4 separate regions of the Homo sapiens genome follow, and all the other regions are linked to region 4. A link is a loop called in an ENCODE intact Hi-C map of the cell type or tissue named here. Cell type or tissue: heart right ventricle. All regions are shown on one strand. Region 1 overlaps PROX1 (prospero homeobox 1). Region 2 overlaps LINC02775 (long intergenic non-protein coding RNA 2775). Region 3 overlaps PROX1 (prospero homeobox 1). Region 4 overlaps LINC02775 (long intergenic non-protein coding RNA 2775).

Region 1 (8,000 bases), 62 kb after region 4:
TGTTCTCAGTCCTTTTTATGGCCGCATAGTATTCCATGGTGTATATGTACCACATTGTCTTTATCCAGTCTGTCATTGATGGGCATTTGGGTTGATTCCACGTCTTTGCTATTGTGAATAGTGCTGCAATGAACATACATGTGCAAGTATCTTCATAATAGAATGATTTACATTCCTTTGGGACTATACCTAGTAATGGGATTGCTGGGTCAAATGGTATTTCTGGGTCCTTGAGGGATTGCCACACTGTCTTCCACAATGGTTGAACTAATTTACGTTCCCATCAACAGTGTAAAAGTGTTCTTATTTCTCCACAGCCTCATCAGCATCTGTTGTTTCTTGAAATTTAAAAATCTCCATTCTGACTGGCATGAGATGGTATCTCATTGTGGTTTTGATTTGCATATCCCTAATGATTGGTGATGTGGAGCATTTTTTTATATGTTTGTTGGCCGCATAAATGTCCTCTTTTGAGAAGTGCCTGTTCATGTCGTTTGCCCACTTTATAATGGGGTTGATTGTTTTTTTCTTGTAAATTTGTTTAAGTTCTTTGTAGATTCTGGATATTAGACCTTTTTCAGATGGATAGATTGCAAAAATTTTCTCCCATTCTATAGGTCATTTGTTTACTGTGATGACAGTTTCTTTTGCTGTACAGAAGCTCTTTAAATTAGATCCTATTTGTCAATTTTTGCTTTTGTTGCAATTACTTTCAATGTTTTTGTCATGAAATCTTTTCCCATGCCTATGTCCTGAATGGTATTGCCTAGATTTTCTTCTAGGGTGTTTATAGTCTTAGGTTTTACATTTAAGTCTTTAATCCATCTTGAGTTAATTTTTGTATAAGGTGTAAGGAAGGGGTCCAGTTTCAATCTTCTGCATATGGCTAGCCAGTTCTCCCAGCACCATTTATTAAACAGGAAATCCTTTCCCCCTTGCTTGTTTTTGTCAGATTTGTCAAAGATCAGATGATTGTAGATGTACAGTCTTATTTCTAAATTCTCTATTCTGTTCCATTGGTCTGTGTGTCTGTTTTTTGTACCAGTGCCATGCTGTTTTAGTTACTGTAGCCTTGTAGTATAGTTTGAAGTCAGGTAGTGTGATGCCTCCAGCTTTGGTCTTTTTGCTTATGATTGTCTTAGCTATATGGGCTCTTTTTTTGTTCCATATAAATTTTAAAGTAGTTTTTTCTAATTCTGTGAAAAATATCAATGGTAGTTTAATGAGAATAGCATTGACTCTATAAATTACTTTGGGCAGTATGGCCATTGCCATTTTCACAATATTGATTCTTCCTATCCATGAGCATGGAATGTTTTTCCATTTGTTTGTGTCCTCTCTGATTTCCTTGAGCAGTGGTTTGTAGTTCTCCTTGAAAATGTTCGTCACTTCCCTTGTTAACTGTATTCCTAGGTATCTTATTCTCTTTGTAGCAGTTGTGAATGGGAGTTCATTCATGATTTAGTTCTCTGCTTGTCGATTGTTGGTGTATAGGAATGCTTGTGAGTTTTGCACATTGATTCTGCATCCTGAGACTTTGCCAAAGTTGCTTATCAGCTTAAGAAGCTTTTGGGCTGAGACAATGGGGTTTTCTAGTTATAGGATCATGTAGAAATGACATTTATTATGATGTGGTGTGTTCTCACATATTGTGTGCGTGTGTGTGTGTGTGTGTGGGTGTGTGCGTGTGTGTGCTTTGTATATATACATGAAGATATATCACTTTTTTTTTTTGAGATGGAGTCTCACTCTGTCACCCAGGCTGGAGTGCAGTGGCATGATCTCAGCTCACTGCAACCTCTGTCTCCCAGGTTCAAGTGATTGTTGTTCCTCAGCCTCCTGAGTAGCTGGGATTACAGGCGTGCACCACCACACCTGGCTAATTGTTGTATTTTTAGCAGAGATGGGGTTTCACAATGTTGGCCAGGCTGGCCTTGAACTCCTGAACTCTGGTCATCCACCTGCCTTGGCCTCCCCAAAGTGCTGGGATTACAGGCATGAGCCACCATGCCCAGCTGATATATCAACTTAAAAAGCACAAACGTGGAGTTATGTTATCTAAAAATATTTCTGTATTTACTTTTCAAACTCCATAATATATTATGAATAACTTTTCACTTCACTGCATAGCTACAGCTCAATCTCAAACTTTTAGTAGATGTATAATATTCCACAAACCATGGAATCAAAATACAAATTTACACCTGAAAGCACAAATAAAGCTTTTTTTTATTTAAAGCAGGTATAATTTTTGTGTGGTTGTGGTGACATAACAGGGAAACAATTATTCTTAGGGTTAGTTCTACCCAATTTGAGTTCACCTTAAAGAGGCATAAAGTCACACAATTTATTTCAACAATTCACCTGCTGATGACATTTGGTTTGTCTACAATTTTCCATTACTACATATAATCCTGCAATGACTATTGCTGAACATGCAACATAAAATTTAGATGTATTAATGGAGGCCCACCCGCTTCAAATTCCAGTTACCTGTGACTCTTCCCCATTCAGTCATGGGCAAGCCCTGCTTCTAGAAGGGATGCATAAAGGAAATGCAGGGAACAAAGAATCAAGGTTTTGACCACTTAAATGTCTAAATAAGGTCTTAAAACTCAGTGTTGAGAAAATAGTCTTGAAAATCAAGGCTTTTAATTTGCTAGAGCATGGCTTTTTTGTGTGCATAATAAAAAGAGTGTTTTTAGTTTCAAAAGTTTTAGCACCAAAGAATCAAGGCATAAAGCTTAAGCCAGGGGTGTCCAATATTTTGGCTTCCCTGGGCCACATTGGAAGAAAAAAAATTGTCCTGGGACACACATAAAACACACTAATACTTATGATAGCTAATGAGCTGAAAAAAATTAAAATATTAAAAATAAAGAGACACATTTCATATATTATTTCTGTCAAAGAGTCCTCCTGTTGCATATAATGGCAACTCTTACAAGCTTTATCAAATTGATTGGGGTCAGCACTGCCCAACTCAAAACTTACCCTACTTATCCTTTCCTTTTAGAATGTAAACAAATAGGTTTTAATTTTAATTCAATATTTCACAAAGTAAAAATATCATGATTCCCTTTATGTAGAATGAATGGCCTATCTTTATTGGCATTACTTTGCTGGATTTGTTTTTTTTATTCTTCTTTATTTAAGTTAACTGAGGGAAGTCCTTAAAATTGCACAAGATGAATCTGGCTTTTTCCAAAAACTCAGAGTTCCAAAAAAGATTTGTTCAAGTAAGTCAGGGCCTCTGAGTCAGGCAACCTTGCACACGAAAATGGCTGAAAGAGCAAAGGCTATTTTGCCCTAGTAAAATAAAAAATTAGAAGACAGTAGCCCATAGTGATTGCCCAGTAGCAGATAGCTGACAGCCCAGAAAAGAAATATTTGCTTTCACCATTATTAGAAGTTAGAAAAAGCAAATCAATCTATCAAGAAACTTTCTCCTGCATTTCACTTAGAAGCAAGTCCAGATTCTTCTTCAAATCAGCTTGGTACAAGTAATGAGCCCTATTTGTAGTATAATATTATTTTTACTATATGTACTGCTGGACTGGATTTGATTATGTTTTGTACTTACATTAATACATATGGACTTTATAAAGAAATTGAGTTATATATAAACACTGTACATATGTGTATAAATACTGTATATATGTGTAATATGTATACTATTTATACAATATAACTTATTTTTGAATAGTTGATAGAATTCACCCATAAAACTCTGAAGGCCAGGTGCCTTTGGGGAGAGGAGAGGAGTTTTGATCTGATGTTTGTTCTGTTTTTAGAACAACTTTAAAATTTTCTTCTGTGGCCTTGATTGTCTTGAAGGTTTTTGCTTCTGGAGTAAATGTTGATACCTGTATTTTGCTTAGAAATGTATCCACTTTACTGAGATTTTTCACATACGTAACCACACTGTTGATTCTACAAATTCCTAGATGTTAAGTGAAGAAAAGACATCAATAATGCTCCATTGGTAACCTATGTGTTGTTCATGAATTTTTCTAGTTGTTCATGAATTTTTCTAGTTGTTCATGAATTTTTCTAGCAGGAGATACCTACACTCAGATGCCCAGGCTCATATTATGCTTGGACACCTGCACATCTACCTTCCTTTGTGCCAGACTTCAAGACTTGCTCAGTCTTACCGTCAGTTGCTGAGCCGTGAAGGGGAATTCAGGGAACACTTTTTTTTGTTTTCTGGTTACTAAAGATTTTTCAGTTGTGAATAATCGGAAGTATGACCATTGATTTGGGGAATTATTTCCCAACAGGTCAAGGGTAACAACAATGACAAGAAATCCATAACTTCAATTTTCATGGTCTAGAGCTACTTATACCAAGGAATTTCCAATACCAGCAAAGCACAGAGTACTATTTGCACAAGCACTGGGGAAAACCCAGTGCTTTCTACACTGGCAGATTTATTTGCAGAGACACAGGCATTTTTTCCAGGGTGGCTGCCAAACTATCTCCTGAGCCTGTCTAGCTAGCACCTGGGAGACTCAGCAGGGGGCTTTGCAAATAATACCCTCCCCTTTGCCAGGATTGAGGCAGCCTAAGTGATTCTGTTTCAGTGTGTTATGGCACCTTAATCTTTCTGAGCTGTCCCACTCTTATTCTGGAGCCTAGGCAAGCATGGCTGGCGGAAGGTGTGGCCACAGCAGCTATAGGCCTGAGGCTGAACACAGGGGCCTGGGGAAATGGCAAGAGTGGGGCAGAAGTTTTTAGTTCCTGCTGCACTTCTGTGTTCTTCAAAATTTGAATGTCCTGGGAAGTTGGAATGGGTGTGGGTGTTTAAGCCCTTAGATCACAACTTAAAACAACATGGCAAAGTAACTAAAACCACTGACTGGAAGAGAAGAAAGAGAACAGAGATTCAGTACAAACCAGGTGCCAGGCTCTGTGCTGTTTCCATGGTGCAAAAATAGTCTCTTTTTTAAAGGTTTATTATCATTTTATGTGTTATTATCTATTTTAATTTTCCTGTTCATCCTTAAAAATCTCTTACCCTACCCAATGAGAGTATTGAGTTGTGTTGTTGAGCAGAGAACTCCTTTCTTTAAATGAAGGTTTGGTAGAATTACTTGTTAATTAATACTCCCATTCATACATAGAAATCTGTTTTATCTTACTCAAAAAGATCACTGTTTTAAGCAGAGAACTCTTTATATTAAATGAATATTTTATTATACCTCAATATAAAGATGAAGCTCCTTTTGTTGAGGTCCTAATCTGGTGGCCCCTGAGATAATAACCACATTTCTCTAGCGATCTGGGGAATAAAAGCCACTGAGTTAGGTTATCTCTGAAATATCTTCAGTGATAATAATTTTTCTTTGGAACCAGAAAAACAAACCAGGCTTTAGTGGAGAAGTGTGCCTCCTCCTGTGAGTTCTTATGAATGATTTTTGGGGAGATGTAGAAGGACTCTATGATCATGGGCAGGAAGCCAGTCCTGGGGACGGAGGGGAAGGAGGCCTGGGAGACAGAAATGGCTTGACAGACCATACAGCCTTTTTGCAAGATGCAGCCAGGAGTGATACCATTCAAAAAGCCTAGCCTGATGTTTGGTGGGGAAGGCCTCCAGTCCATAATTACTTGCATTCAGGTGACATCAGACCTAATACAGAAGCAGTAAAAATGTATTCTTGTACACTGCATATCTTTTTATGAATGTACCATTGGTAAGAGAAACATATCAAGTCAGTGATATCTTAATGTTAACTTTCGTAGACGGCTTGTTGCTGTGAACAGAGGGAGGGCTGGGGCAACCCAGGAGCACCAGATGCTTGACAAGAAGCAGAGACACTTACCCAAGAGAGAACCAGTCATAAACAGAGAGAGAAGGATCTAGAGTCACACTTGGCTATCTTCAGAATTTTGCCCTTGTCACTTAAATTGCCTTCTCACGAGAAGCAAAAACATCCTAACACACCATTTTCTTGGCAGGTAGGAATCCTTGGCAGGTGAAAGTCAACATGGTGACCACACTGAATCTAGCAATCCTTTAGCTCTCATAATTATTTCAATTCTCCTGGGACACTGAAGCATTAAGTGACTTGCTTAGTTTTCTCCGGGTAGGCTGTGTAAAAAGTTTTAGAATTGAATGGATTGGAGACAGGTCTCCTAATACCCAAAGCAATACTCTCTTGATGACTTCTTTAGTTTCAAAAGCTACTATTTAGCTTTTTATCCCAATGTAAAGCCTCCCTCTACTACATGGTTATATCTTTGGTAAGGGAGTACAGCACAATTTATTTCTTCAGTAATCTTTAATAAATTTACTTAGTTATTATATCTGTTATTTTCTAAAATTGTATCTGCCATTTTCCTTTGTACACCCTTTTCTTATATTTTATGCCTTTTAAAATTCAGGAATGTCCATAGACCCCAGCATTTGGCAGTACATGACAAACATTTGATGTATTTCTATGACTTTTATTCAGGGGCATCTGTGTCTCACCTCTGCATGTATTAAATTAATTGTAAATATGTACTGATTTTTAGCCTTGCTTTTGAAGAAAAACGTTAATTTTTAAAAATTAATGGAGATAAAAATGAATAAAACCAATCTTTTCTTTATTATGAGGTTGAGAAGCTTATACATTCAACTCTAAAGTGGGCACTGGTCACACTGAGATGCATGTGGAACAGGGTTTATGATGACGGCTCAGATCAGTGTTGAAGGTGGTGCATTTTATTCTAGACTAATGACGCCAGATGATTTAGAGTCACAAAAGTAGGGCTTGAAGGTATGTTTTTAATAAACCTCCTACCTGCTGTAACCTGTTAGTGATTTGGTGGCTATGGAAATTATCCAATCTGGCATAAAGCAGATAACTGTTAAGTACAAGAAGATGGAGGAGTCACTACATTCCTGCAAATGTCTTTTCTCTTCCAAGAAGAGACAGTGGAAGGAGGGAATTTTTTTTTTTCCGATCAGGGAATAACTATTTTGGCATAGAGGGATTTAAGTATGCACTTTTGCACAATTTAGTTAGGAAGACTAGAATTTAAATATGTGGCATTGATAGAAAAAAGAGCTGAAAGTGGAAAAATGCTATCATCCTTTAACAAAGTTTTAATATTGCATTGACTCCAGGCACCCTTGTGTCAACAGGGTCAAAATATAAAGTTTTCATCATTAAGGGGAAAGCAAAAGAAGAAATCAGAGATGATGAAGACTCAGTCTGCAACAGCATGTACAGACACAAGTGAGGTACAGCTGCAGTGAATGGTGGATAATAGAGTCAATCTCAAATAGCAGGTGATTTCTGCTAGTTTCTCTTGTTCTTAATTTAAGAATAAAGGAGATATCATTTTAAAACAAAGTGAAATAGATAAAAAGAAATTTTCAATAGCCATAAAACTAATGCTCTTAGTATGGAACATGCTGCCAGCCATGTCAAGAGAAACATTTTAGAAAGGTTTTGAAAATTTACAATAGTACTTCTTAGTTCTGAGTTCATCCAGAAGTAAGAACAGTGCAAGCCCCAAATCCCCATATTTTAAGTAATATATTTGCCATTCTGTGACTTTTGGGAACATCTTTCCTTGTTCTTAGAATCATTCAACATTAACAATTGTTGAATTAAGAGTAAAATATTACTTTGAGCTAAAGCTTTTTTTTTTTTTTTTAAGTTTCAGGGCTAAATAAAGTTAAGCCTGAAAGATGTTTCAGAGAGAGAAATCCAAGCAATTATTCCAAGCATCTAAAGTAAAAGAGGTTGTTTCTAGGAGCTGCACGTTAGGCTAACAGAATGAAGAATTGTAGTGAAAGAAAATCTCCATACTTGACATTACTGGCACAACTAGCCTACTGTCCTACAATTGGATACAGGTCCAAAAATTAAAAGTCACTCTTTCTTTAAGAAAATCAAACGGCACTGAGCTTGTAATGTATATTTTATTTTGCACAAGCTTGCATATATACTGCACATACATTCAGTTTAAGAGGAGATGGAAGGCACACAAGGCAATTGGACTAC
Region 2 (8,000 bases), 52 kb after region 4:
CACACAGTTCAAGCAAAACTGTAACTTCAAGGTTCCTAAAACACACTGCTTCAAGTTCTGAGTTGGAGAAGCCACACCCGCTGCCAAGTCCCTCGGGGGCAACAACAAGTAGGGAGTGGCAAATTTACCTGGGAGGAAAAGGGGGCACATGCAACCAAGATGCTCCACTTCTGGAAGGTTTGCCACCTTGTAGACCATGAGCTCCTTGACTGCAGACTTCATCCTGTCCCTGGTATCCCCCTGGGCCCAGCTGAGTTCTGGGCACATAAGATGAGCTCATTAAATGTGTTAAACAAGCAAATACATTAAGATGGTGCTACTGATCTACTATCTATCTATCTGTCTATCATCTATATCTATCTATCTATCTATCTATCTATCTATCTATCATCTATCTCTATCTATCTATCTATATCTATCTATCTATCTATCTATCTATCTATCTATCTATCTATCTATCATCTATCTCTGGTACAAATTGGTCCAGAACCTCCAGAAGCAAACAAGAGGACATTTTCTTTTATAACATGCTGCAGCCCCCTATCAACCATTGCTGACTAGACATCTAGTCTCAGTTATTTAAGGGGACTCTCTTTCTCCCTTGAGGTTGATCTAGAACCCCAGGGTTTATGGGACCCAGGAAGATTGAGGATGGACCTTGGGTCTCTAGTTAATTGTGTTTCTTGTCCGCTTGCTTCCTGCCTATAACACTAAAGGCTAGTAATGGAAGGTGACTCTATTAGGACACCTCTGCTATCCTGATGATTTGATGGCAGACCTCTTTTCCTCTGCCTTCAATGAACATACTTATCAATCTGCTTCACAGTCACCCATGCAGCAGTTCTCCCACCCTCTTGCTTCAGGGAAGCAGTTTTCTTCCTACTCCTAACCCAAACCCTGAATTCCCATCTCCTCCTAGGCACAAGGACCTGGGGCTGGTCTACATCCCTCCCTTCCTCTTTAGACACAAAAGCCTCCATCCGTTCCTTCTCAGGGACAGTGCTATTAACCCACAGATCTGATGATTAAAGGTTTGTAAAGTCCCCTGGAATAAATGGGCCAAATTCAAGAATGCAAAGACCAGGCTGTCCTTAAAGGGAAAGGAAGAAAATTTTCCTCCTCCCCCTTCTTCATTTCTTCTTAAGACTAGTACACAAGAAAGGCATCAGGTAAATTCTCAATTACTCAGTCTGTTAGATATATAAATAAGTATATTTTATGGGATCATGTGATTTACTGTATTTCATGAAATCTAAGATGCAATTGTAAGACACATCATCATTTTATGTTCTTCTAAGAAGAAAAAGATGCTACTATGATAAGTATTAAACACTGTTGATTGCATGATGCATCACAATTTCAAAAGTGATGGTATTTTAAAAAATGATCTTTAGGGCTGGGCTCGGTGGCTCATGCCTGTAATCCCAGCACTTTGAGAGGCCGAGGTGGGAGGATCACGAGGTCAGGAGTTTGAGACCAGCCTGACCAACATGGTGAAACCCTGTCTCTACTAAAAATACAAAAATTAGCCGGGCATGGTGGTATGCACCTGTAATCCCAGCTACTCAGGAGGCTGAGGCAGGAGAATCGCTTGAACCTGGGGGTAGAGGCTGCAGTGAGCCGAGATTGTGCCACTGCACTCCAGCCTGGGCAACAGAGCGAGACTCTGTCACAAAAAAAAAAAAAAAAATTGGAATCAACAAAATGTAATACTGCATTATTCAGCTCCTAGCCTTTTTTAGTTAATAATTTGCCTTGGATGTCTTTTTGTGTTGATTTATAAGGATCTACTTATTGTATAAATCATTTTATGGTATTAATCATTTATCTACTGGTAGATCTTATTTTTGCATTTGAAAACAATGTTTTAATGAAGACATATATTTTTGTGCATTTTGTAAGCATTTGTCAAAATGTAATATGATCTCGTAATTCTACCAGAATTACAGTCAATTTGTCCCATTAAAAAAGCCTACCTACTTATAATCTTGTGATAGTGTGTGAGGCTGTTGTTTTCTTCATGCCCTTGTCAAAACTGGATAATATCAGTATCAATATTTTCTATTTTTCAAATCTAATTGGCAAAAAAGGTATTATGTTATATTTTGCACTTGTCTGATTGTCAATAAAGTTAAGCGTATTTTCTTTTCTTCTTTCTTCTTTTTTTTTTTTTTTTGAGATGGAGTCTCGCTCTGTTGCTCAGGCTGGAGTGCAGTGGTGCAATCTTGGCTCACTGCAACCTCTGCCTCCCGGGTCCCAGCAATTCTCCTGCCTCAGCCTTCTGAGTAGCTGGGACTACAGGCATGCACCACCACGCCTGGCTAATTTTTGTATTTTTGGTAGAGACGGTACTTCACTATGTTGGCCAGGCTGGTCTCGAACTCCTGACCTTAAGTGATCTGTCCACCTTGGCCTACCAGAGTGCTGGGATTACAGATGTGAGCCACTGTGCCTGGCCCATATTTTCAAATGTTCATTGGCCATTTTTATTTCTTCCCTATTGACTATTTATGCCCATTGCCCATTTTACCACTGAATGGTATTTTTTTTTTTTTTTAAACAGGAGTCTCGCTCTGTCACCCAGGCTGGAGTGTAGTGGCACGATCTGGGCTCACTGAAAGCTCCGCCTCCCAGGTTCACGCATTCTCCTGCCTCAGCCTCCCGAGTAGCTGGGACTACAGGCACCTGCCACCACGCCTGGATAATTTTTTTTTTTTTTTTTTTGTATTTTTAGTAGAGACGGAGTTTCACCATGTTAGCCAGGATGGTCTTGATCTCCTGACCTCGTGATCCACCTGCCTTGGCCTCCCAAAGTGCTGGGATTACAGGCGTGAGCCACCGCCCCCAGCTGGTATAGTTTTTAAATTGACATATAAGTACACTTATAATACATAATACTTATAATGTACAATACATTACTTATACACTTATAAGTAATGTATTAAGACTTGATAGTCTATATATACTTAATATATATTTTATCTCTGCTTATTTTCTCTAACTTTTCTCATGCTTTTTGTTGTTATTGTTGCTGAGATGTAACTTTTATGTAGCCATATCTTTTATTTTACTTCTTTATGGCCTCTGGGTTTTATTTTGCTTAAAATGTCTTCTAAACTGCAAGATAATAAAATTAGTTTTCCAGAAGGTTCATGTATGTGTTATATGTGTGTGTGCTTGTGTGTTTGAATATACGTTTTCAACCTTTTGTCTGTCAATAATTCATTTTTGCATGTCATGAGATGCGAATCTAACTTTATTTCTTTGATATCATTAGCAAATTATTCCTATGGTATTTGTTGAATGGTTTATTTTTCCCTCCTGAATGGAAAATAATCTTTATAATAGACTAAATTTCTATGTTTGCTTGTATTGTTTCTAGATTTTTTATCTTTTTAGAGATAATGCCTTTCTCTGTCACCCAGGCCAAAGTGCAGTGGCATGATCATGGCTCACTTCAATCTCAAACTCCTGGACTTAAGTGATCCTCCTGCTTTAGCCTCCCAGGTAGCTGGGACTACAGGCATGCATGTGCACCACCATACCTGGCTATTTATTTATTTATGGAGATGGAGCCTCCTTGCTATGTTTCCCAGGCTGGTCTTGAACTCCTGGCCATAAACAACCCTTCCACCTCGGCCTCCCAAAAGGCTGCGATTACAGGTGTGAGCCACTGTGCCCAACCTGTTTCTGTGCCCAACCTGTTTCTGGATTTTCTAATCTGCTTCCTTGAACTGTTTTTGTCAATTCTTGAATTAATAATACATATTTAATTACTGTGATTATACATTTTGTTTTTATATCTATTGGGGCAAATCATAGAAACAATAGATAAAAATATACATTAATTCTCCAAATATTTATTGAGTGTCTTCTATGTGTCAGGTTCTGTTGTAAGTAATTGAGCATCTCTGACAACTTTATTGAACTTTAATATAATTTTAATACTTTTTAAATTGATTTTCTTTTTTACCAGTGTTTTCTTGGGTTTTGTTTAAAGCATTTTCTCTTTTCTTGAACATTAGAATAGTTGTGCTAAGATCTGTGAACAGTCCTCTAAAATTTGACTGTGATTACTTTAATTTATAAATTCATTGCATTAATTTGCAGGGTAAAGTTATTGAGTAAATTAGGAAAAATAAGCATATTTATCATTTTGCATGTTTCCATTAAAAAAGTTACCTTATCTCGATATATCCTAGTTTCCTTGTTTTGAAAAATGGACGATAGCCCAGGTGCAGTGGCTCACACCTGTAATCTCAGCACTTTGGAAGACTGAGGAGGGCGGATGACCTGAGGTTGGGAATTCGAGACCAGCCTGACCAACATGGAGAAACCTTGTCTCTACTAAAGATACAAAATTGGTTGGCATGGTGGCGCATGCCTGTAATCCCAGCTACTTGGGAGGCTGAGGCAGAAGAATCGCTTGAACCCAGGAGGTAGAGGTTGTGGTGAGCCAAGATGGTGCCATAGCACTCCAGCCTGGGCAACAAGAGCAAAACTCCGTCTCAAAAAAAAAAAAAAAAAAAAAAAAAAGGAAGAAAGGAAGGAAGGAAGGAAGGAAAAAAAGATGATGATAGTAGTGTTAACTGCCTCATGAAATTTCCGAGAAAATTAAAGAAATCACCTATGTAAAAATCTGAGAGAATTCTTGGCACATTAAAAGAACATAATAAATGTTAGTTACTATTATTATTAAAATTATTGTCTGTCTCTATTTTTTAGGTCTTCTTTATGGCTTTACAGTTTTATAGCTTTATTCCTAATGTTTTTTAGGGTTGGTTACTATATTATTTCCATTATATGTTCTAGTTGTTTATTTATAGCTTTGTTCCTAATATTTTATAGGTTTAGTTACTATTTTATTTCCATTGGATATTCTAGTTCTTTATTGCTAACACATAGAAAAAGTAGATTGAAATACACATTAATTCTCCAAATATTTATTAAGTATCCTCCAGGGCCTGGCGCGGTGGCTCACACCTGTAATCCCAGCACTTTGGGAGGCCAAGGCAGGCAGATCACGAGCTCAGGAGTTCGAGACCAGCCTGGCCAACATGGTGAAACCCTGTCTCTACTAAAAATACAAAAAGTTAGCCAGGCATGGTGGCGTGTGCCACCATGTAATCCCAGCTACTGGTGAGGCTGAGGCAAGAGAATCACTGGAACCTGGGAGGCGGAGGTTGCAGTGAGTCGAGATCATGCCATTGCACTCCAGCCTGGGCGACAGAGCAAGACTCCGTCTCGAGAAAACAAAACAAAACAAATAATATCCTTCAGGGTTTTTTTTCCCATTTCTTCCTCCAGTCTAGCTCTGGTGATATTGGGAAGTACCAAGGTGAAGAAACAAAGGCTAGAATCAGAAATATGTTATTTCCTCTCAAGGTTGATATGTTTGATCGCCAAAGTCAAATATAAATACAGTACATTTTCAGTGCTGTATTGTTCATACTAAACTTCTGTATGGCCAGTTTGGATACACTGAAGAATTGACTGCATTGAATATGGAAATAATTATTGCTATTAGAATCTTTGAATACTGGCTTATACTAAATGTGTATATTACTGCGTTTGACCATCTACTTTGTAAATAGCCATATTATCTAAATGTTAAAAAGGAAGTTTGTTTTGAGACAATTTGGAGAGTTCAGGATACCCAAAAGGAGGATATAGCGTGGTGGATTCCAACCATTGCTAAGAGAGGAAATCGCTAAATGTTGCATAAACTACTAGAAATTTTAGATGTGATACCTTGAACAAGAGATATTAATGGGTAGAACTCTAGGTGGGAGATAGCAGCTGAAGCTGCTATGAGGCTAAAAGAATATCACCTCTCCTTTGAACAAATTATCCGGGGACTCATCAGTTCATTGGGTAACTAAGTCCTTTTATTAATACTCAAAAGAATATTGTGATAATCTCTAGGATTTTTAGATTAAAATTCTCCCCAAAGGTCTCCACATGGAGATTTTCTTTTAGGGGTGAAGCTGTGTCCAGGTCTAGGAAGCAGTCACACAACTATACATTTATTTATATATTTCCATTCTTTCAAATGTCAGCAGAGCGCCTATAATTTATGCTTAGACAAGTTTAAAGTGAATATTGGTGTTCTGAACATTGTTGAACCTTTCCTTTTCTCTATTCATTGTAACTAGGATGGTATCCCCTCAAGCATTACTGGCCTTGTTCCACTATGTCAAATGTATGCAGCAGAGAAAGGGGATACACCAGCAGCTGGAGTGGCTGAGCGGAAGGAAGGACACTAGAACATATTAATCCCATTTTAAGCAACAGGCACTGTGTTAAGTGATTTCAGATACAATACCACATTTAATCCTCATAACAAGCTTGCAAGGAGAACATTGTCACGACTGTATTCATACATGAAGAAACTGAGGCTCGGAGACATTAAGATTTGAGCCAGGATCTGTGTTCTTCCAAAGCCCATGGGTCAGAAATGCCAGCTGATTCTGGTTCCAGCTAGAACTACCAGACATCTTAGGCCAGGTCTCAGGAATCCTTGAGGCAAAAATCTGCATAACATTGAGGCCAAAGATGAGCCTAATGGAGTTGGACCTACCCATTTAGTGGTAGACTTCTTTATTGGCAAAATATTCTGTCAAGATCTCCCCTGATGGACAAGTCAAAATTCTTTCCAACATAACAAAGACCTATTGTCATCATGGGAATGCTGCGATCTTGCTCTTTCAGCTCAAAAATCTACTTTCTGGAACCAGGTCATGGACTTGCAGGACTTTCCATCTACAATTTTGTTTAGGGAATTGAGATCAGATGAACAGGGCCGAGGAAGCTGTAGGCAGACAGAATTAGTGATAATTCTTTCCCACAATACTGCACTCCATTCTTCTAACATACCTCAAGTGCATGCCCTCGGCCAAAACAGATCTGGCAAGAGGAAGATTAACAATGATGACAAAAATAGTTCCTGACTTGATAAAACAAATATCAACTGGGACAAGAACAAGAACTGCCCATAAACCAACCTTGGGATCTAACATGTTCTTCATTAGGACAGGATTGCACCATCTTAAGTATGTCACCTCATGCTAACTCTGAAGTTAGACCTTAAACCACTGCCCTTGAACTTAGTCAATATTTGCAAACTGTGAAAAAAAGAGGATACAGATCAGCATGAGGGGTAAATGTAAGATATTCTGAAATAACTTTTTTTTTTTTCGTTTTTCTCTAAGCTCCTAAGTCTCTATTTGTTGATCTTTCAGAACCAACCTTTGGAGACTAGGTTACTTAGGCAGATGTTTCATGTAATATTGTGTGCATTGGGAGGGTGGGGTGGTGGTAAATTTTCATTGAATAAAACATGGCTTTGTCTGGGTCTGGGCTGCCTAATTTCCTCTCAAGATAAAGATGAGCTCATTTGAGCCTATCCGTCTCCAGATCAGTAAACACTCCGCATGGGTCAAATTCCAGTCCCAAACCCAGGGCTCCTGCACTTCGGGAGCACATCGATTTTCCCTTTCCTGAGGCTTCAGGGTGAGAGGTCAGGGCAGGTGTGGGCGTGGGTGGCCCAGATTTCCTCTGCCTTCCAGCTTTGCTTCTGTGCATGCTCTGCCCAAGGCTCAATTCCCAGAAGTGGGAGTGTTCATTCTCACTAAGCCCAAAGCACGTTTCAGCAGCAGCGTGCCTTCTTCACCATCTCCTTCCATTCTCCCATTTTGCCCTCTACTCAAACTCAGAGCGGGATTTTTGTGCCATCTGTTTTGCAAGTTAATTTCTTTTCTGATTACTTACCATGAACCCCCATCTTCCTAAATAAAGTTCTGCCTCTTTCCCCACTCTACTCCACTTTTCCCTTAACCATGGTAAGAACTGCAAACCCACGACCACACTGAGAACAGCACAATGCAGCATTACGACTTGTGTGTATTTGATGCCCTCCCTCCCATCTGTAACACACATACTTGTACACCCATTGGGAGCTTCCACCTTTTGAGAACAGGGCACATAGCTCACTCCTGTTC
Region 3 (8,000 bases), 76 kb after region 4:
TGATCTCTTGACTAAGGAAAGCAGTAGCTACTGATGTACTTATTTAGTGTTCTTTGGAAGTTACTTATAGTACAGCATGGTCTATCTATCCCCACACCAACATAATGGAATCACAGAATAATCCATGAACTCATGATTTTCCAAGTACACATTGACACTTAGTAGATTTCTTTTAGTGGGGTACTTATACACCAGTAAAGTTTCATTTTTACATTAAGTGCAGACGTATGAGGACATAAACGTATCATAGGTGTACATGTAGCCATATTTATCTACGCATATACAAGAGATGAAAGACATTTCATCTAAGTTCAGACATGCCACGTACCAAAGTAAAAAGGAAGTAGTGTAATGTTGAACATGTTTCATCTCTTTCTTCCCACCTTGGGTGCAATGTACTTTTTAACAATAGTAGTAACTGGTAAAGAAAACCAGAATCATCACCCGACATCACTGTTTTTCACGTTTAAAATTGGACAAAGAAGTTCATTGTTCCCTATGGCAAGTTAATTGTTGTTTATAAAGAAATGTAATAACTCTGCAGAAAAAAATGAAAGGGACTCCTTTTGGGGCCAATCAGTCTTAAGCTTACATTTTTATCAGACCCTCCTAAAGACTTTCACACTGGCCCATTTCTTAGGACATAATTCCCAGTGTTGCCTGGAAAATCCTTCAAAGTGCCGCCTTGTCCGCCATGAATGTGCAAACCCATACACCTCAAGGGCCATTCTCTGCTGAGAATTCATGTGGATTTTCTACAGGCCTTTGGGTGATTTCCTCCCAAATGTCTTGTATACATGAGTATTTGTTGGAGGAGAGCTTAGCCCTCCCACTCACATTATACAAATAAAAATTCGTGAAGCAATCTTTTCTAGCACAGTCACCTCCACCCCCAAAGATAATCCTCCACATTCTATCAAATGAGCATCACTGAGGGAGGGAATGTGGCTGGAGAACAGTGAAGCGGAGCAACTGCCCACTCTCACTCCTTGGATTGGGAGCTGTTAGCCAAATGCTACAGAAACATAATCATAGGCATTTATTAATTTATTTATTTGAGATGGAGTTTTGCTCTGTCACCCAGGCTGGAGTGCAGTGGCATGATCCTGGCTCACTGCAACCTCTGCCTCCTGGGTTCATGAGACTCTCCTGCCTTAGCCTCCTGAGTAGCTGAGATTACAGGCAAGTGCCATCACGCCTGGCTAACTTTTGTATTTTCAGTAGAGATGGGGTTTCACCATGTTGGCCAGGCTGGTCTCCAACTCCCAACCTCAGGTGATCTGCCCGTCTTGGCCTCCCAAAGTGCTGAGATTACAGGTGTGAGCCACTGCACCTGGCCAATTATAGGCATTTATTAAAATAAACGTTTCAAGAAGGGTGGTTTCATCAGCCAACGGCAATACAGCCTCAGTGAAATTCTATGTTCCTTGAGCACTCAGGGATGCAGCATGACATGGCAGAGAGCTTTGAGGGGTGAAGGTGTGGGCAGCTGCCCCAGAGAAGCCAGAGAAGGCCGGAAGCCCTGCCCACACCAAGAACTGCACAGGAGGTCTGGGGAACCAGGGACAGGGGAAGGGCAGGCATTGTTCAAGACTGTCAGAGGAGAGAGAAGAGGTACATCTAGAACATCAGCAGCAGGGGAGGGAGGGAAGTGTAGTTGTAGGATTTGCATGAGAACAAGGCAACTTCTTTGGGGGTTGTATGCAGTCTCCTCTTCATCATTTTTATAGTTCGTCATGCTTGTTAATGGTTTTTAGTGGGTTTTAATCTGTTTTAAATATTCCTTTCTTGTGGTGGCAATCATAGGTTATCCTTTATCACCTTTTGCATTTGTGTCTTGATGCTGTTTAACTTTTTATCTACTTTTATGTACTTTCAATTACCTCATCATAAGGTGTCTCTAGATAAGGAGCCTCAGCAGAGTATCTTTTGCAAAGTTATTTGGTAAATAGCTCATAGTGAGATCTTGCCTTCTGCTTTACTCCATATTGCTCTAGAGTGGCAGTTACTTAATACTTTAACAATACTTAATAAAGGGAAGCTTCAGCCTGAGCAACATGATGAAACCCCGTCTCTACCAAAAATGCAAAAAAATTAGCTGGGTGTGGTGGCACATGCCTGTGGTCCCAGCTACTGGGAGGTGGAGGTGAGAGGATGGCTTGAGCCCAGGTGGCGGAGGTTGCAGTGAGCTGAGGTTGCACCATTGCACTACAGCCTGGGTGACAGTGAGACCCCATCTCAAAAATAAAAAAAAAAAAAGAAGTTTAAAATAATGGTAAAGTAAGGTAGAATTCAAAGAGTTCGAATAGATCTCAGAAATCATCACTTTATAGATGAAGAAAGCATGAGATTGTATGAGATGAAGAAATGATGAGATGAAGAGATTACTGTGAGGTAAGGTGTCTTTGCATTAAACGATGCTGGCTCCCTTTTAATGCTTTTTCAGCAATTTCTACTATTTATATGAGGCACCAAAACCTTGAAAAGCTGTGCCTCTGTAATCTTGAAAAACCACAGAGAATCTAGTAACTTCAAAATAAATGGAAATGGTATAAAAGATGCCCTGGAGGAGACTTTGGTTATTGGTTTATATTTGGGAAGAAATGAATTCTTTGTGAACAAATAAAATGATTAGTTAATATAGTGCTTACTTTGAGGTGATACTCATGCAATGGACTGGACTGGACAAAAGAAAGTTGTAATGAGATACTGAACTACTGGAGCAACTCATGTGTTTGGTGGCTCCCAGAGGTACACTTTTGGGTAGCAACTGATCTTCTGAGAGGGTTCCAGTGAATTTCATCCACACATAGAAACATCACCCATGGAAAAAGAGACCTTTACCTCTGCTTGAAAACACCCAGCTCCATTTAACAGAATAATAGGGGGTACTTTCTGATGTTTTGTGGGAGCATCTTAGAAACCAGTCTTATCAGAATGATGTTGTCCATATTTTTCTGCACCTCTTCACACCTAATGGCTTTCCCATCACCAATAAACATCTGCAGAAAATCCCTTAGTGACAAGTAATCCCTTATCTAGGTTTCTTTTAATAGAACCCAACAATCTGCAGAATGAACCCTAGAGTATCTCCTCAGCATCAGGTGGTAACAGTCAATCAAGTCACTGGAATGCAAGACAATGCAGGCGGCTGGGGAGGGCGGGCGGAGGAGGGGAGAAGGCCCTGCCTTTGGACATGCCACAGGGAAAAAACAAAAGGCTTCCAAAGTCTTTGGCTGGAACTCTGAGGCTATTGTGGGAGCTGCTTTGCCCAGCGTTCCTCAGGAGAGGAGAGTGGAAACTTTGTTTTGATAAAAAGGCATCCCAATATAGGAACGTCACCCCAGATGGTCTTGCCTTGATATTTGGAGAAGAATATAAAGTAATGAGGTACTTGAAGATATGCATAAATTTGAAGGGGGTTGGCTATCAGCTTCTACCAATTTCATCACAGACTTGAGTCTCCTCAGAGCAAACAAGAGCCTTCTGGGCTTCCATGAAATGCAGAAAATGAGAGGAGGTTTTCAAGTCTGCCCAGTCCACAGCTGGGTTGCGCGTGTGTGTGCGTGCGCGAATGCGCGCGCGCGCACACACACACACACACACACACACACACACACGGTGTGTTGGGTGGGTGGTTGTTTTGCTGTTCTTTTTTTTTTCCATCGGAATGAGTGGCAAAGACACATTTTTCTCCTGTCTTCCTCCTCTTCCCAGTTGCTTTACCTTCAAGGATGATTTGTTTTATTAAACTGACTGTCCCTAGCCTCTGCAGTACATAATAAAAGCCTGACATAGCAGGCTGCCTGCCTTCTGTGTCCTGCAGATACTCATCATAAGTGTCAGGACATACCAAGGTTAGCGGTCACTGGAAGTGTGCTCGCTGGCCCAAACCTTGCCAAACGCTCTTGGCAGCTGAATGAATGTCACAGAGAATAGAAGGGGAATTACAAAGGTTAAAAAGAAGACAGCCTCTCCTATTTTCTGGAGACAGAGAAGCTCATTTTTCACACCTCTGAACCGTCCGTAAGCTCATTCATCAGCCTCTTGCGGGGGACCTAAACCTTGCCCCTTGCTCAGTTCTCCATGGACACTCCTCCCTCCTCAATCCCCTTTAAAAATTGGCCCTCTGGCCTCATTTCATCACTGAAATGATCTTCACTGAAATGGACAGAAAACAAACCAGGCATCGACTTCTTTCCCTGGCCACCCACCCCCCAACCCGTAACCAAAGGCTCCAATGGCCTATCAAGCCTATCAATAGATTACAAACTTTTCAAGGGAAATCATCTTTATAGCTGATCTTTTAAGCTAATTTTTTTTTTCAAACTTGCTTCGATGGAGAAATGGAAAAGGACACGTGTACTGGCAGGCATGGCTAGCGAATGGGAAAGTACAATCCTGCCTAGTATTTTGGTGAATTAGTTTGTGTGTGGGTTTTCCTTCTTCTTCCTCCTCCATTTTTTTTTATACTATAAAAGGGCAATAAAATGCTGACTGTAAGAAGACAATGTCAAGGAGAAAAGGGTACTGGTATTTTGGATACTCTTCACTGCTCGCCTTGGAGAGAGAGTTATTCTTGTCACAAACCCTTTTGTCTGCATCTGCTGACTGCTTGCCTGTAGCCAGCAGCATACTTTAACTGTTTTGTCACCTCCTAACATCACATGCATCAGCTGTTGGGCTTTTGTTACGGGTATTGTAGAACTAATCCGCTGTGGCTGTTCTACTGTGCGGTAAATAAAACAGAAACGGGCTTCTCAGACTATTCTGCATGAATATTTCAGATGGCTTTTACAACTCCGATTCACAAAATCAAATAAATAAATAACTCCCCAGCCACCCCCCAGCCTCTCCCCACACCCAGAAACAAAACCCCTCGATCTAGCCCCAGATGCCTCCAAGTCAACTGCATTCAAGAGGCTGACTTGAGCCTTCAAGCAATTGTTTCAGGGAACTCGAAAGAACAGTGCTCTCTCAATTTTCACACCGTGGAATTCATATACAGTAGTAGAGTTAAATATATCTAATGCTGAAGCAGCTCTGAAAAATTGGAGAAAGTTACTTTTTGTCCCTGTGGGCCTTTAAAAATATATAGGTAATGCCATCAAAAATACATAGTGAAGAGCTGCCTTGTCAAACTGCTTTTATTGTTTCCATCCGTATTTTCTTCCCTTCCACTCATCTGAAAGGGGTCAAAGGTAGATGCTTGTGCATTTAGTTTATCCTAAGAGTCTCTTTTGTGCTCTATATAAGAGCACAAAAGAAGAACCAAACTTTGCTGGGTTAGAAAAACTGCATCTGCATCATTAGCTCCTTAACGGTATAATGATGTACCAATCATACATAGCGAGGTATTTTTCTAGATGACTTCGAAGTGTCTTTGGAGAAGTTAAAAAGAGAATGGGCATCTGCACACGTGTGTGCACACACACGTACACAAAAATCTTAGGGAAGGAGACAAATAGTTGAAGTACTTTCCCGAGCATTCATTCACCCTAGAGTGCACATGATTCCTCTAAACAAACTCTCCCATCCCTGCTGTTTGTTAAGTAAATATCGATCAAGGAGAGACTCATCTCCTGACAGCAGTGGCACAAGCTGGGGACTTACACTGCAGACAGAGTGGACTTAAATGGATAAACTCAGATGCTTTAGTAACTCCTCATAGAGATTATCAGATGAAAAGCCAAGAACAGATACGTTATTGCTGCTCCTCTTCACTGTCTCACTCACACTAAACTCTCCTGCCAGAGGCTGAAAAGAGGAATCATGGAGCTGTAAAATATGGTCACAAGATGTGGTTACTAAGGGTCTCCCTTTGCAGTCATGCATGCATTTATCCTGTGTGTACAGCCGGGGACTAACAGGCCCTCCAGAAGAGAAGGAATGGTGCAGGATGCTATACACAGTGAATCCTGAGATTCTATTCCAGTGCCCTCTCATTCCAGGGGAGGATCAAATGGAAAAGAAAACATGAATGCACTTTGGGAAGCATAAAATATCATCCAAATATAAGGTGGTTTACAAGTTTGAGATTTTAAAGAGGAGCCCTAATTCCTGGGAAGCATTCACTGTGATTAATAAATGTCTGCAAAGCATCGTTTTGAGAGGTGCTCTGAGGAGGTTCGCTTGGGTGAGTTTGTTGGCTGAGTCAACCGGTTGAGAAAAGTTGCTTTGTGTTCCCTAAGTTTTATTTTGGCCATTTCATAATTATGAGTCAAAATCCTGTTTTCTGCACTGTTCGTAGCTGAATGGATACGTGTACTTCTCTGGGAAGGTCAGTTTTAAAATCATCTTTAGAGATTAGGTTTTGTGTATTGAACACTGAGCACCGTGGTCAAAGGGCAAGATGTTATATTTAGAGTTCCCAAACAGCTAAATGGTGTTTGAATTTTATTAGGATGCTTGTGTTTGGAAAAACTAGCAGGATCCAGGAGCACTGGCTGTGAAGTTGCTTTCGGGTGCCTGCCGAGTTACCCCAAATGAGGCAGAGGAAGGTTCTCCAGCAACATCTGGGCTTAGGACTAAAGGCTTTCTCCCTCTGATGCTCCAGGTGGCATTCAGCTTTCAGGAACACTGAGGATTAGATTCGTCTAATACCCATGCAGTTTGGGCCCACTTTCTAGTTACATGTTTTGCTGTTTAAATATGTGAAAAGTAAATGCTTGTAGGAAGTGGCTATAGTTCAAGGCTGTCTTAAGAAAAAAAAAAACCTAAAAACTATGTTTCCTTGGTCTAAACAAAGGAACACATGGCAATAACAGTCTGTATCTCTTTTATATATATATATATATAAAGCTTCGAAAGAACAATGTTCTGTTGAGCAAAATTCAGTAGCATTCTGTAAACATTAATTTAAGGAAATCAATAGACTCAGTGAGCTAAAGCCATATTGCAAGATAAACTGGCCAGAGTGCCACTTTGTCAAATAGATTTTCGTTTTCTCGGCTAGATAAAGACAGTTTCAAAACGGGGCAGACGTGTTGCAACCAGGGTTTGAAAAGTATGTGGCCTTCAAACAGTCTGCTTGTTCCTACTACAAAGCTGGATAAACATACTTTAAAAATGATAAGCCTGGTTTAGAATTGACTTGGCTTTCAAATTTTACATATAGTAGATTTCTTGGTCATCTCACAGGAAAAGAATAAAACAAAGTACCATGCATTCAAAATAGAAAATGTACTTAGGTGAAAGGGGTTAAATTGTCTTGAGAGACAGAGCTTTGGGAGCAGTTTCGGTTGATGCTTGACTTTAAAAAAGAAGGGAAGAAAGAAATCTTTATTCATGCTGACCTGATGGGCAATCGGCCTTCTTGCCAAAATCCCGAAGCCAAACTCTCTAGTGAGTTTGAGATCAGAGGTTTCAGCTGGTGGAAGCTGCTCTCTTCTGTGCTCACCAGGCAATGTCATGTTAATGTGCGAGGGGGTGTGGGGGTTGGGGGAAGCAAACCCAGGGAAAGGCTAGAGAAGGAGCAGAAGTGATGAGCCACCCAATAGCCCCAAGGTTTTTGTCAGCCAGACGGAAAGAGTTGCAGGGATAATCCAAAAAGTGGCAACGGGAAAGCAGGTCTCTCCTCCTGTCACCTACATGGAGTTTGTGGCAGTACACTTCCAAGTCAGACCACTTGACATCCTCCAATGCCACACCAGCCCTTATAAATGCTGATAGCAAACAGATATGACATGGTGAAAATGGCCCCCTGGAGGAAATGTAATAAAAAGAATGAACAGTCACATGCAAACTGCCAAGGAGGGAGGTTGAGGATCTACCTTGAATTGACAGGGAAACTCCATGGAAAAGCATCACAGGAGCTGAATTTTGGTCTGCAGTGTACGGATCTGGGGGGCTGCTACCGGCCAAACCCCTCACACAGACTTCTCTGACCACAGCAATGAATGAAGGGCAGAGATACACCCTGAGTATCTTCTTTGTTTTTCTACCTGAATTTGAGTCTTTGTCTTTTAAGAGTATTTAGAAAATACAAAATTCACAATAAA
Region 4 (8,000 bases):
TGGTGGGTTCTTGTTTCAATTAGTGTGTCAACATTGATGATCTCGGGTGAGTCCTCTTTGTCCCCTTCCTCCTGACCACCACTGGTCATTGCGGCTCTGGCTACTTCTTTGCAACAAGTGCTCTCTATTCTGGTCTAAGTTTTCATATCATCTGGGTGAGATTAAGAAAGCAGAAACCCTGGCTGGTCGCATTAAAAACAAAACCAAAAATAACTCTGCATACTTACCCCATGTTGACTCCGTTAGGAGTGTCTGTGCTTATTTCTTAGGCTCCCCATGTTACTAGAACACACTTTGAGAATTTCTTTATGCATCACACACACACACACACACACACACACACACACACACACACACACACAAAGTGGGGGGCCGTGGTACAGGTTCTACTCCCAGCTCTGAAGGAGTGTGCCGTTTTACTCCTTGCCTCAGTTTTCTCTACAGAGGAATGGGCAGGTTGACCTGTTGACCTCTGACATTGGAGGCCCCCTTGGCTTCCATATTTCGTGACTGCAGAGGCAGAATGGTTTGGGGGAAAGAGCTTGAACTGTCTACTACCTGTAAATAGACAATTTCTAAATTCTTTCTGGCTTCTTTGCCCATTGCTGAAGCAATAGGTCTCATCATTTCTGCCTCATAGGATTTTAAGTTTGAGATAATTTTTATGAGGAAGTGGTCAGGAAGGCCTTGGTAAAGTATAGTGGGTACAGGTTTTAAATTGCATTTTTCTTGTTTGCTTGTTGTCTATTTCCTTATTCCTGTGACTTTTAGGCTGAAGCTGGCTCATATTGGCTTGCCAAAGCTGATGAAGCTCATCTATTTCCAACTTTGTTCAGTCATATCTCCTTGGTAGCCTGAAATTGGTCATGGTGGGAGTGTTTACACCAAGGAAATTGGCTCACGCCTGTGATCCCAGCATTTTGGTAGGCCGAAATGGGAGGGTCTCATAAAGTCAGGAGTTTGAGTCCAGCCTGGCCAACATGGTGAAACGCCTACTCTACTATAATAAAAATACAAAAATTAGCCACGCATGGTGGTGTGTGCCTGTAGTCCCAGCTACTCAGGAGGCATGAGGCAGAAAATCACTTGAACCTGGGAGGCAGAGGTTGCAGTGAGCTGAGATTGCACCATAGCCCTCCAACCTGGGTGACAGAGTGAAACTCCATCAAAATTAAAACAAAAAAAAAAAAAAAAGGAAATTGGCAAATGTTGTAAATCAAGCCTTCTTTTCCCCCCTGAAAATTCAGTTGGGAAACATTACCAGCACTCCACTGAGCCTGACCTTCCTATTTTATTTAGGTTTATTCTGATTTCTCTGGATTTTGAGCATATTATTCACTTATGTAGCACCTGCTCATTTTGAGCTTACTGCATAAGTACTATGGATAGCAATGCCAGATAAAATACAGGATGTCTAGTTAATTTTAATTTTAGATAAACAATGAATAATGTTTTAGTGTAAGTATGTCCCATGCAATATTTTGGATGTATTCATACCATAAATGTATTATTTATCTGAAATGGAAACTTACCAGGGGTGTCTTGTATTTTTCTTTGCTAAATCTATCTACCTTAGCTATGGAGAATCTAGACTTATAAGATACAGTTCCTGCCTGGAGATGCTTATCGTATAGTAGAGATTACCGACCTTATGAAATTTGAGATGAGAATGTAAACTGGGAACTTGGTACACTAAAATCCTCATCTACATCATCATGTACCCTTTATTCAATGTTTATTGAACAACTATTCTATGCTGGGCACTATTCTAGGTTCTGAGGATTCCTCAGTAGACAAAACACAGACCCTTCTCACAGAGCTTCTCTCTGGTTTGAGAGAGACAGATAATAAATAAGATGAAAAAAAAAAGACTTAAGATATTAGTAGTAAGCACTGTGGAGAAAAATAAAGCAGAGAAGGGACCTGGGGCAGGTAAGGGAACAAGCCTTTCTTAAAAAGAATGTTTAGCCGGGTGCAGTGAATCACGCCTGTAATCCCAGCACTTTGGGAGGCCAAGGCGGACGATCACTTGAGGTCAGGAGTTCCAGACCACCCTGACCAACATGGTGAAACTTCATCCTTACTAAAAATACAAAAATTAGACAGGCGTGGTGGCACGTGCCTGTAATCCTAGCTACTGGGAGGCTGAGGCAGGAGAATCCCTTGAACCCCGGAGGTGGAGGTTGCAGTGAGCTGAGATCGCGCCACTGCCCTCCAGCCTGGGTGACAGAGTGAGACTCCATCACAAAAAAAAAAAAAAAAAAAAAAAAAAAAAGAATGTTCTAGGAGGAGGGTGCAGCCAGTGCAAAATCCCTTCACTGAGTCCTGGCCACATACCAGGCATGGTGCATGCTAAGTGCTTCATTTCCACAAGGTCATTTCATCCACACAGTAGCCCTTTGTGGTAGGTATTCATCTCATTTGCCTTTGCATGTGAGTAAACCACAGACCTGGGAGGTTAAATCTCTTGCACAGCTACTCAGGGATGGAGCCTACTCTCTCTCACCCAAGGCGAGCTCTCAAGCCCCTGGCACTTTCTTTCCCAATGAGACTAGTTTTAAAAGAGGTACTTCTGGATTTTCTCTGCTCTCAACCTCACCTGGCTCTGGGAGGAGGTGGGGGAGGCCCTGGCAGGCCTCAATGAGGCCTGTGTGCAGTGGGGCACCCCGCCTGCCGGAGAGGATAGCATCTTCCCTGCATTGTGGGCCTGCGGAGCACGCCTTCCTCTGCCCAGGAAGCCTGGGGGCCAGGCTTGGAGCTGTTCTCCCAGGAGCTGGGCTGGGGGTGGGGGTGGGAGGCGGGTGTCACCCCGAGGTCCTACAGACGCTGACCTTGCACCTAAAAAGGATACATTGTTTTCAAACACAGCTTCCTATTCCTGCCAGATAAACCACTACATTAACAATGCGTCCAGGTTGTAAAATGTTGGCCGGGGTTTCGTTTTTAGCAGCGAACTTTTTGTCAACAGATTGGCATTTTCCTCTCCATTCACCAGGGCTCAGCTCTCCTTTCAGGGCTGGGCACTGGCCCCTGGGTACCCAGAGATACACACACACTCAGGCTCGGTTCAGCCTTGCAGCGTTGATAAGGGTGTTATTATTAGACGTGGCCTCTGGAATCCCGGAGTTCATTCCCAAACAACGGCTCTTCTGGGTGAAATGAAAGAGCAGCTCCAGTTATCGCAGCAGCGGCGCGGATCCATTACCTCCTGGGCCTGCGAGTGCGGACCGCCCTTGACAGTTATCCCTGGAACCCCGGCTTGGAACTGGGGCCAGGACAAAGTGCATCTGTCTGCCCCTCCCCGCCAGCCAGTCCCACCTCCTCACTCACTCTCTGGGATGCCCCCATCAGCAGGAGTCCTGACACAGGGTTAATTTGCCCCTGGGCCGGGGGTCCCACACCTTGCTTTTGCTCCACGCCATTTCCTGTCCCCTCCCCAACCCCCTACCCCCTATATCTCCTTATTCCTCTTCCCCATCTTCAAAGCTGAGCTGAGGACTTACCACACCCAGGGGGTCCTCTGTACTGCATATGGCCCTGAGCAAGAAGTTTGCAAAAATTGATTGCCTCTTATTTGTCGTTTTCTTCCTAAGGGTGCTTTAAGATTTGTATATGTTTTTATCACAAAATAAGTGCCCTCAAGTATTTTTATGTGGCTCCCCAGCCAGATGGTAAGCGGAGAATCTGATGCCTGTGGTGCCTAATAATAACAGTGCGAGATCCTTGGGGGCAGAAAAAGTGTCTCTTTTTCCTTGGTTGAGGTATAAAATATTTGCAGTCAAATACAAAAATTGCATTCATCTTAGGTGTACGGCTCAATGTGTATTTATACATACACATGCATATATATGAACGTCTATTTGCTAACCAACACCCACATCAGGATTCAGAACATTTCCAGCTTCCTCCAGTGTCTTTCCAGTCAATGCCTAGCCTGCCCCAAGATAACCACTGTTTTGACTGCTACGAGATGTCTTAAACGTCTCTTCACGCCACATGGCAAACGCTTGATAAACTTCTTTTAAATTAAAACATATTATGCTGCAAAGCACTGTACTCAGTTGACCGGATGAGGTCTGCTATTGGCTCTTGGGGAATGAGTTAATCGCGTTAGCCTGGGGTTGTATTTCAGTAGCTTTGCCCGTGCTGGATTTAAACACAGTGGAAACCAAGTTAAGGGCAGTGCTGTTCTGTATATCAGTATGCCCACTGAGCCAAGGAGACCCATTTATTTTTAATTGAATTAAATTGCTCACAAAATGAAAGTAGCATACTTTCGTTCATATTTAATTACATACAGTGTTAAACAATGATCACCAAGAAAACTTTGCAGCTTTTTTTTTTTTTTTTTTGCCTCTGCTTTATTACTTTGTTAAACAAGATACTCTTATTAGCTGTTTTATGCTTGGAATTTTAAGGGCCCTGCTCTTCTACCACTCAAGAAGTGCTTAATTGGCAGGACACAGCTGAGTGAGGTGGTAGGTTGGCTGTGATACTGGCCATAGGCATTGTGTATGTGTATTATATATGTGTGTGTGTGTGTGTGTTTGTGTGAGCACACGTGCGTACTGGCTTCAATCACTGGGTTAAAAAGAGATAATAGTGGGAACAATTAGGGCTTCTAGCAAGTAAAACACACATTCTAGTTATCCTGCAGTCTAGAGCCATGCCTACTTCTCCAAAAAATTCCGTATATGCTGAGAAAAGACATTCCTTTTTGCAAGAGGTCATCCCCGAGGAAAGAGAGTTCTACTTTGCATAACAGCTTATTTTTGTACTTTATCCAGTTTTTCCTACATAATAAGCAATGATTCTTAAACTTTAGAGTACCTAAGAATACCCCGAGGTGCCCGTTAAAATACAGATTCCTTGGTCACATGGCCAGAAACTTTAATTCAGTAGGGGCCACAGAATCTGCATCTTCCACAGTGTCCAATGTGTTGATTTTGATACAGGGACTGGAAGGCCGCACTTTGAGAACTGTCATCATGAAGAACAGAACATAGGACAGAATTGAAGAGATCATCTAGTCTTATTTTTAGCAGTAGAATGTTTTTCAAGCTAAATCTTATACAGAACCCCCACAGATAAAGCAAATGAAAAGATTGTTGCTGTGCTGAAAGTGATGATGGCGTCTCATGGCTTCTCTTTTCTCCTGTCTCTGTAGCCTCTTCCTGGGGGTTACAGTCACAGAGCTAATGCACTTGGACCCACAGTTTGAAAACTCCTGAATTCATCTTATTAGTAAACAAATAATGAAGGTTTTAGTTGGGTAAATTGATAACATCAAGCACGAATTGTCTAAGTTGTGTCCAGAGACAAAATAGCTTCCTGGAGAACTAGTGCAGAATCTGTCATAAGAAGGATTCTGTAATTTTTGTGGAACGAATGACATTTTAGATGTTGTCTTAGATGTCACTGGCTGCCACTTGACTGGGTTATTCATTTGTTCATTCATTTATTCGTTCAACAAAAATTGTTGAATGACCATGATGCAAGGGACGTTAGTGTAGGCACTGGGGATACAGCAGTGAAGAAGACAGACAAAATCACTGTCCTTTCACAACTTGTGAGTAGCAGTGGAACAGAGATGGTAGATAAGAAAGCAAACACATAAAGGGTATGGAGGATGTGAAAGAGTCACATGTATTAGTCAGGGAAGTTCTCCCAGAAGAGGCAATATTTGAGTTGAGACCTGAATGATAAGAGGGAGGCCCCCATGGGAAGAACTGAGGGAAAGGGAAGGGGATTTTGTTCATAAATGTCCAAACTCTGAGGTATGAAGAAAAGAAAGAAGACAGTATAGCTGTAGCATAGCAAGAAAATGGTGTGAGATGTGGGCAGAGAGGCTGGCAAGGGCTACATGAAGCTCCAAAGGCAGGAGTTTGATATAGAGGCTATTCTAACTTTGTGGATGTCATTGAACTAGTGATTATGGCAGGCTGTGTTTTCTTTTCTTTCTTTTTTTCTGCACTCCACCTATGCTGGAGTGCAGTAGCACTATCATAGCTTACTGCAGCCTCAAACTGCTGGGCTCAAACAAGCCTCCCGATTCAGCCTGCTGAGTAGCTAGGACAACCAGAGTGAGTTGCCATGCCCAGGTAATTTTTATCTTTGTAGAGATGAGTCTTCCTATGTTGACCAGGCTGGTCTCAAACTCCCAGCCTCCAGCAATCCTTCAACCTTGTCTTCACAAGGCACTGAAGTTACAAGCATGAGTGACTGTATCTAGTCATTATTTTCCAATGATGGATGCAATGCTATCTCCCATCTCCCAGTTTCTTCTTCAATGTGATGTTGCTTCCCCCCCGTCAAAAGAGTGGAGTTTATTTCTCTACCCTCTTGAATCCGAGTGGGATCTGTGACTGCTTTGACCAATGGGATACAGCAGAAGTGACGCTATGCCAGTTTCAGGCATAGCCGTTTACTGGCCTGGAAGTATCTGTCTTCTACTTATTGGACTGTTCACTTTTGGCGTTCTCTCACTTAGGACCCAGCCATTGTATTGTGAGAAGCCCTAGCTGCATGAAGGAACTGTGTGTGGGTGCTCTGAACTTCCACTCATCAAATGCCATTCAGGAGGGGAGTCACTGGGGATGTGCAGCCCTAGTGAGCCTTCGGATGGCTGCAGCCCAGCCAACACCTGATTGCAAGTACAGGGAGAAGGCCTATGCAACAACCGTCCAGCAGAGCCCAGTCAGTTCTCAGAGCTGGGGAAAATAGTAACAAATTATTGTTTCAAGCCATTATATTTGAGGCAGATGCTTATTCAGGAATAGATATACAGATCAACACTAAGATGGCCTGATAATAAGAATCTGAGCTGCTAGTATAGCTCTCTTTCCCCCTCTATCATGTTGCCATAAGCCTCTTAGTGAAGAACTTCTGAGCCAATGAGAAGCTAAGAAGAGCTTTTTAAGACAACTCACTTTCAAAATCTAAGTAGTTTTCACTTTGATATGAATAACTTCTCGCCCTAAGAATTTTAGTAATTTTAGTATTCTTTTCTTTGATTACATGCTGCTCTTTTTTTTTCCCCCCCTGGGAGCTTAAGTATCACAGAGAAATGAGAGATTTAGTTCAGAAAATCCTCCCAAAAGATAATTTTTCTTCAGCAGAGAAGATTGCTTTGGATTAGCCGTACACCCCAGGGCTTACTAGGAAAGCCCTGGGCTTTAAATTCAGAAAGAGAAGAGGTTGATTTCCAGTTCTGCTATTTCTACTCATTGTGTAATTTGGGTCAAATAATTTAAACTTTCTGAGTCTGTTTCCTCATCTATAAATTGGGAGGATGATACTGAATAATGGTAGATCAAAGACTAAATGAGATTTTTGCAGAGTGCACGGTGCACATAATGCATGTAGAAAACATTATTTCCATCCTACTCTCCTCCATTCTTCTCCTACTCTGGTTTTCCCCACTTCCCCTTCCTGTCCTTCTTTATCCCTCTCTGATAAGAATGCAGAGCTTAGGAGTACAAAAAAAGGGGCTGGGTAAATGAGAAAGCTGCAAATAAAGCCTGGAGTCCTACAAGCATGACGTGTGGCTTAGTCATAGAGGATGGAAGGAGCACAAAGGTCCCCCTCAAAAGTCCTTGGAGGCTTATGTTTCTCCCTTTGCTGGGTGATTCATGATCTCGTGGCTATTTCAGGTTATTGTTAATTTGCCTTTTAGTTTACAAAGCACTTTCACATACCTTATTGCATTTGATCTTCACAATAACTGCAGGGCAGTTATTATTTTCTTCATTTTACAGATGAACCAAGTGAAGCTGACAATGGTTAAGAAATGAGCCCACAAACAGTGAGGAAGAGGCAAAGACTTCGCTTGAACCCAGATGGTCTTGATCTCTTAGTGCAGCTTCCAGTATTCTCATGCTGTCTCCTGAAAATAATTCTCAAGTTGGTAACACAATAATGGTTCACTCATCAAGAGATGTCTGTTATAGGAACTTTTTAAAAGGCACTTCTGGGGATAGAAAAATAGGTAAAAATCATAG

Evidence for each region. Hi-C counts contacts between places; a loop is a spot of excess contacts. Peaks named below come from ENCODE experiments on the same cell type or tissue, not always from the same donor. Only the 100,000 strongest peaks of a DNase experiment are listed, where the experiment ranks them.
Region 1: a loop joins it to region 4, with 2.1 times the contacts of the local background. A loop is called at or near these places in 19 of 110 quality-filtered maps.
Region 2: it touches region 4 in a loop (2.1-fold over the local background); 10 of 110 quality-filtered maps call a loop at or near these places.
Region 3: a loop joins it to region 4, with 12 times the contacts of the local background. A loop is called at or near these places in 15 of 110 quality-filtered maps.

What each region holds. Positions count from the first base shown.
Region 1 is chr1:214,041,153-214,049,152 of GRCh38, reverse strand. PROX1 (prospero homeobox 1) reads right to left here. Exons shown (of 5, transcript NM_001270616.2): 5 at 7,643-8,000. Among named protein-coding and RNA genes, the nearest start is that of PROX1, 57 kb to the right of the region's middle. In heart right ventricle, no CTCF peak of the experiment used is centred here; no DNase peak of the experiment used is centred here; H3K27ac peaks cover 1,054 bases.
Region 2 is chr1:214,050,207-214,058,206 of GRCh38, reverse strand. It overlaps LINC02775 (long intergenic non-protein coding RNA 2775), which reads left to right. Exons shown (of 4, transcript XR_922584.2): 4 at 4,203-4,294. Among named protein-coding and RNA genes, the nearest start is that of LINC02775, 58 kb to the left of the region's middle. In heart right ventricle, no CTCF peak of the experiment used is centred here; no DNase peak of the experiment used is centred here; H3K27ac peaks cover 803 bases.
Region 3 is chr1:214,026,655-214,034,654 of GRCh38, reverse strand. All of the region lies in intron 4 of PROX1 (prospero homeobox 1), which reads right to left. Among named protein-coding and RNA genes, the nearest start is that of PROX1, 43 kb to the right of the region's middle. RefSeq lists an enhancer at 3,782-4,677. In heart right ventricle, no CTCF peak of the experiment used is centred here; a DNase peak (open chromatin) is centred at 3,894; H3K27ac peaks cover 7,097 bases.
Region 4 is chr1:214,102,667-214,110,666 of GRCh38, reverse strand. All of the region lies in intron 1 of LINC02775 (long intergenic non-protein coding RNA 2775), which reads left to right. Among named protein-coding and RNA genes, the nearest start is that of LINC02775, 5.5 kb to the left of the region's middle. RefSeq lists a silencer at 2,287-2,581 and enhancers at 1,930-3,415, 7,242-8,000. In heart right ventricle, no CTCF peak of the experiment used is centred here; a DNase peak (open chromatin) is centred at 3,036; H3K4me3 peaks cover 1,026 bases; H3K27ac peaks cover 4,644 bases.